Linked DNA regions of Homo sapiens: region 2 is linked to region 1. The links are chromatin loops, found by intact Hi-C in ENCODE. Cell type or tissue: heart right ventricle. All regions are shown on one strand. Links, peaks and the distances in the headings refer to the core of each region. The heading gives the core; the rest is flanking DNA.

The links. A loop is a pair of places that touch in the nucleus more often than their neighbours do. Peaks named below come from ENCODE experiments on the same cell type or tissue, not always from the same donor. Only the 100,000 strongest peaks of a DNase experiment are listed, where the experiment ranks them.
Region 2: a loop joins it to region 1, with 8 times the contacts of the local background. A loop is called at or near these places in 74 of 110 quality-filtered maps.

What each region holds. Positions count from the first base shown.
Region 1 is chr1:6,718,992-6,721,903 of GRCh38, forward strand. No RefSeq gene overlaps it. Among named protein-coding and RNA genes, the nearest start is that of LINC01672, 4.3 kb to the right of the region's middle. In heart right ventricle, for the core only: a CTCF peak has its summit at 1,177 (motif pointing right); a DNase peak (open chromatin) is centred at 1,213.
Region 2 is chr1:7,206,680-7,209,591 of GRCh38, forward strand. The region is part of intron 4 of CAMTA1 (calmodulin binding transcription activator 1); the gene reads left to right. Among named protein-coding and RNA genes, the nearest start is that of CAMTA1-IT1, 160 kb to the right of the region's middle. In heart right ventricle, for the core only: a CTCF peak has its summit at 1,424; a DNase peak (open chromatin) is centred at 1,390; H3K27me3 peaks cover 759 bases.

The sequences.
Region 1 (2,912 bases), core at 181-2,680:
CCTGCCTTAGCCTCCTGAATAGCTGGGACTACAGGCATGTGCCACCACGCCCGGCTAATTTTTGTATTTTTAGTAGAGATGGGGTTTCACCATCTTGGCCAGGCTGGTCTTGAACTCCTGACCTCAGGTAATCTGCCTGCCTCGGCCTCCCAAAGTGCTGGGATTACAGCTGTAAATTACGGTGCCTGGCCTTTTTTTTTTTTTTGCTGAAGCACATCAGCTATTGTTAGTGTTTAGTATATTTTATGTGTGGCCCAAGACAATCCTAACAATGTGGCCCAGGGAAGCCAAAAGACGGGACACCCCTGATTTAAAGAATGCTTACAATGTGCCAGATACTGCACTGTGCTACCTGATTAATGATCTCATTTAATCTTTTCAACAATTATCTGATGTAATTATAGACAGCCTCATTTTACAGTTGAGGAAACTGGGGTTTAGAGAAGTTGAATAACAGTGCGAAGTGGCTTATGCCTGTAATCCCAGCACTTTCGGAGGCTGAGATGGACAGATCGCTCAAGCCCAGGAGTTTGAGACAAGTCTGGGAAACATGGCAAAACCCCGTCTCTACAAAAAATACAAACTTAGCCAGGCGTGGTGGTGCTTGTGTGTAGTCTCAGCTACTTGGGAGGCTGAGATGGGAGGATCCCTTGAGCTCAGGAGGCGGAGGTTGCAGTAAGCTGAGATCGCCCCACTGCACTCCAGCCTAGGAAGCAGAGTTCAGACCGTGTCTCAAAAAAAAAAAAAAAAAAAAAAAAAAAAGAGGTTGAGTACTCGTTCCAGCTCACGGAGCTAGTAAATAGAAAGACCAGGATTCAGACTCAGGTTTGTATCTTTCAATGACTGTTTTTATGTTTCCTTGGTTTATTTATGTTTTCTCTTTGAGATTAACTTATATGATGATGTTTCAGAGGACTTTTAGCCATAGGTGTGATAACACCAGCTTGATTTTAGAATTCCCTGGGATATGCGGCGTGTAGATGTTATCTGTGACCCATGAAGGTAGAGAATGTTTTATCGGCCACTCAACAGCTCTGACTCTTAAGATAAAGTCTCTATGAGTTAGGAGGTAAGTACATTACTGCCTACATCACTGCCCCTCTGGGAAAAATGTCGGTTAAGGGGCCACAGCACTGGTCCCCTTCCCAGTTGTAATAATGCTTGCATGTCCCTTAACCAGCAGAGGGCAGACTTGTGGTCCCAATGAACAGAAGCGTACAAAGAGACTGCACTTGAAGGTTTAGAATAGGAAGGGGGATGTTTCAGGAAAATGGCGCCCCCATCACCTGCTTGTGCAGAAGCAGGGCTGTTTTGTGGACAATGTGTTTGATTCTCTGGTTCTTTTCTCTTTTTCTTTTCATTTTTTTTTTTTTTTTTTTTTGAGACAGAATTTTGCTTTTGTTGCCCAAGCTAGAGTGCAATGGCGCAATCTTGGCTCACTGCAACCTCCGCCTCCCGGGTTCAAGCAATTCTCCAGCCTCAGCCTCCCTAGTCGCTGGGATTACAGGCGTGCACCACCGCGTCTGGCTAATTTTTTTTTGAGACAGAGTCTCACACTGTCATCCGGGCTGGAGTGCAATGGCGTGATCTTGGCTCGCTGCAACCTCTGCCTCCCGGGTTCAAGCGATTCTTCTGCCTCAGCCTCTCGAGTAGCTGGGATCACAGGTGCCCGCCACCACGCCTGGCTAATTTTATGTATTTTCAGTAGAGACGGGGTTTCACTATGTTGGCCAGGCTGGTCTTGAACTCCTGACCTTGTGATCCACCTGCTTCAGCCTCCCAAAGTACTGGGATTACAGGCGTGAGCCACCGTGCCCGGCCCTGGCTATGTTTTTTGTATTTTTTTTTTTAAAGTAGAAACAGGGTTTCACCATGTTAGCCAGGCTGGTCTTGAACTCCTGACCTCAGGTGATCTGTCCGCCTCAGCCTCCCAAAGTGCTGGGATTACAGGCATGAGCCACCACGCCTGGCCTCTCTGGTTCTTTTCAAAAGTGCACGACCTCCTTCCAGAAGGCTCACAATAAGTGGGCATACCACCTTAGTTCTGTTTTCCCAGTCCTGGTTTATCTTTTTGTATTTTTTTATTTTGAGACAGTGTCTCTGTCACTCTGTCAGGCTGGAGTGCAATGGTGTGATCTTGGCTCACTGTAGCCTCCACCTCCTGGGCTCAAGCAATCCTCCCATCTCAGCCTCCTGAGTAGCTGGGACTACAGGCACATGCCTCCACGCCTGGCTAATTTTTGCATTTTGTGTGGAGACAAGGTCTTGCTATGTTGGCCAGGCTGGTCTCAAACTCCTAGGCTCAAGCCATCCGCCTGCCTTGGCCACCCAAATTGCTGGGATTACAGGCATGGGCCACCACGCCCGGGCCTAGTCTTGGTTTTTCATTGTGAAGATGATCCTGGGCCTGAAAGTATTCCAGGAGCAAAGCCTGTTTCTGCCATGCGGGACACCATCAAGGAGAGGGTTTTCCTCTGCACCCTCCTTTTTGGTAGGTTCTCAGGGGTTCAGTGCCATGACTGCGAAGTCAGACCATGTGTTCAGGCCCCAGCATGCTACAGGAGGCCCCAGCACGCTACTGGAAGCAGGATGCTGGATCTAGAAGGTGATGGATGTATTAACATGAGGAAAGTCACTCACGTTTTTACCTCATGTAAAAGGAAATTACCAAGAGAATCTGCAGCCAAAATCCTGTCCAGACTGAAACTCTGATGAACTTACCCAAATCTTCCCTTTCCCAGGCTTTCCTGCATGACAGTTCCAGGAAGATTCAACAAAAGCCACGGCTTCTCTGAGTTTGTTGTTTCCTGGAGAAACAAGCTTTCACCTGCCACCTGGCCCTCTGTAGCTGCTTATAAATACAGATGTGGGTGGCAGAGTCATGCCAATCATGATAAGCTGTTCATACAGAG
Region 2 (2,912 bases), core at 277-2,776, 490 kb after region 1:
TGAAGTTGTCAAGTAGTTTTCCAAAGGCGTTAATTCTGTTCTCACTCCTTTCTGTAATGTGGGAGCCTCTGTTGCTTCACATTTTTACCAACATTAGCTATTGTCAATGCTTAAATTTTGTCAGTCTGAGGGAGTGCAAATGGCACAGAAGCAGCATGCTTTTTAATGACTTCTCTTAAGTCCTTGGTTTCCAAATTCTGACCCAAATGCTGCTTCCCACATGGACACAGTCTCCATGGATTGCACACCCCACCCCCGGCCTGCTTCTTCTAAGTGCCCCTCTCTCATTCAGTGGCTGCTGGTAGGAGTTGAGAATGGCAACGCTGCTTTCCTAGTCTCCTGAGAGGGAAACACACTTCTGTAAAAATTAAACACTTTATTAGCTGAGAAGTGTCTGGCCCTGGTACTGGCCTCCTAGAGGAATTTCTTTGCTGACTTACTTGCATTATATCTGTTGTATAATTATCAACAATCAGCATCCACTGAGTAGCATCTTGTACCTGACACTTTACTAGGCTCTGAACAGGGCTTAGTGATGAATAAGACCCAGTTCCCCACCACTCCTGGGGCTTTCCACCCGCTTGGAAGAGGAGACATGTTTACATTAGGTGATATCGCTGGATAACACCAGTGATACCCAGTGAGCGTGTCAAGGGCCAGGTTGCTGACACTGACAGGGAGGTCTGTAGAAAATGAATGTGGAAAGAAAATCTTCTATCATATTATATTACAAATTCAGGAGGAAAATCTGTCATTGAATGTTTTCTTCTTGTTTTAAAAAGCTGAATTCATTCTGATAAAAATGTATATACCACCTAAAAATATACACTCTATTTTTCCAACCGACACAATCACCCACAACTGAAAATTGACCTTGGAGCCCTGTCCCACCTCTAATGGGTGGATCTAGGATCAACCCTATTTCTAAAGGGGTACATTGCAGGATCCTGGGTCACGAGGCCAGTGGCTGGTCCAGTTGTGGCCTTGACTCAGGTGTCCTTCCCTTATTTCTTATGACCAAACCACCGGCTCTGTGCTTCTCCATATGGTGTGGTCTATTCCAAGCTCCTGGTATCTTGTGGATCCAAGACCTGCCTTTATCTCCCCAGTCTTCGTGAAATAAGAGCTCTTCTCTTCCTTTAGTGTTTGGGGCCCTGCTACCTCTCCTGGGCATTTGAAAGCTAAGTGCCCACTCACCTCAGGTCCAGGGATGTCCTCCATTAGCATTTCCCTCATTCTGCTGCCCAGCAAAACCAGGGTTAAACTAAGGTTTGGTTACAGCATATGGGTAAGAAGTTTCCATGCTCAATAAAATGCCACGTCATCTACTTTATAAAAGGGTAACACATCCCTTCCGAGCTGGAAGCCTCTCTCTCCATGCTTGCTCCTCTTGTGGCCAACAGCACACCCTCCAGGCAACTGGGGAGCATTGCAGGTGTAGACCGGGCTTCCGTCAGGCAGTGCTTTCTGGCAGAAGCCAGCTGGCTTGTGCAGACATCTTGTCCATAGCCTTGACCTTACTGGATACACTTGCTAACCTCCCAGACAAACTGATCCAGGCTCATGAAAGTTGGTTTGTTCTTTGGTTTGTTCATTGTGCATTCATTCATTTGTTTGTTCATTTGGTAAACACATACTACATACTTCATTGAAAATTCTGCAATGATCAGGTCAGTCAAAATGCACACACACACAAAGAGCCTCTTTCTCCCTTTACCCTATTGAGTATTGGGTACCTTATTGGGCATCTGAGATGCTGTGGAATTTTTGCCAGAATTTTACCTGTTTGTCTACCCCTGTGCTAGGTGATGTGAAAGCTACATAGGGCAGGGGCTTGACTCTTGAAAACCATGTGATTCTGTTGAAGGTGTAAATCAAGCCAGCCCACAGGAAGCAATGAGTCAACATGTGCACCTCTGTGTTTTGCTCTTGTGGGTCCGAGAAGAGGCGCTTAAATTGCCCAGTGTTCATTGAGGGCTGCCGTGGGTTGGGATTGTTTCCTAGAACCATAGCTGAGCCTTGAAGAGTGGGAAGGCTTTAGACAGATTCTGGGGAAAGGTGTCATACCTGGGGAGAATAACTTGACTATGTGGGCTGAGAGTAAACATAGTGGGTTCTGATGATGTCGAAGGGACCAGCTTGATGATATGTGTTGTTTCACATGTTAAATCCTTGGGACCTCCTACTTGACTAGATCAGCACTTGAGCCCTTCGTATAGAAAGCTATGTGCTACAGTGACCATTGCTGGGCCGACTGGCTGGCATGGGGCTGTGGTTGACTCTGTCCTGGGTGGGGCCGTGGAGACACCATAGTCTATTCCTAGTCTGGCCATGATACCGAAATAGCCTTTAACCATGATTCAAGGCCCCACCCTTTCTCCTATGTGATTGTTGTTTGAATACTTCTATTTTGTTGTTGTTGTTGTTGAAACTGTAGGGTAATTACCCTTGTCCTTAATAATTGCTTTAGTTTCCTTGATGCGCAGAGATGCTCTAGAGTCTACGCTGTTAAAAAGAGGTTAGGATTAAGTTTTTCAACCTGCCGCTGGTGTGAGAAGGATGTCTCCATGCCAATTACTGTCTTCTTGATAGGATTAGTCACTGTGTTAATTGCTACTCAGAAAAACTGCCAAGTTTGTTGTTTTAGACATTGGCTTTTAAAATATTGCAGATGTCATCTCAAATGCAAATTGTATTTGGTATTAGAGATAACTGTTGATCTATTAACACTTTGGGGTTGATTCATATCTGAGGCTGTGTGAGTAAAAGGAGTCTCACCCTTGGATTAATTGCATCTTTGATGGTGGTTCCAGAACTGGGAGGGGGAGGCAGCTGTCAGGTCTGTTTCTTGGCACTCTCTTTGAGAGAACCCAGAGCTCTGTCAGCAACAATCTGTTGGAATTGGCCAGCGT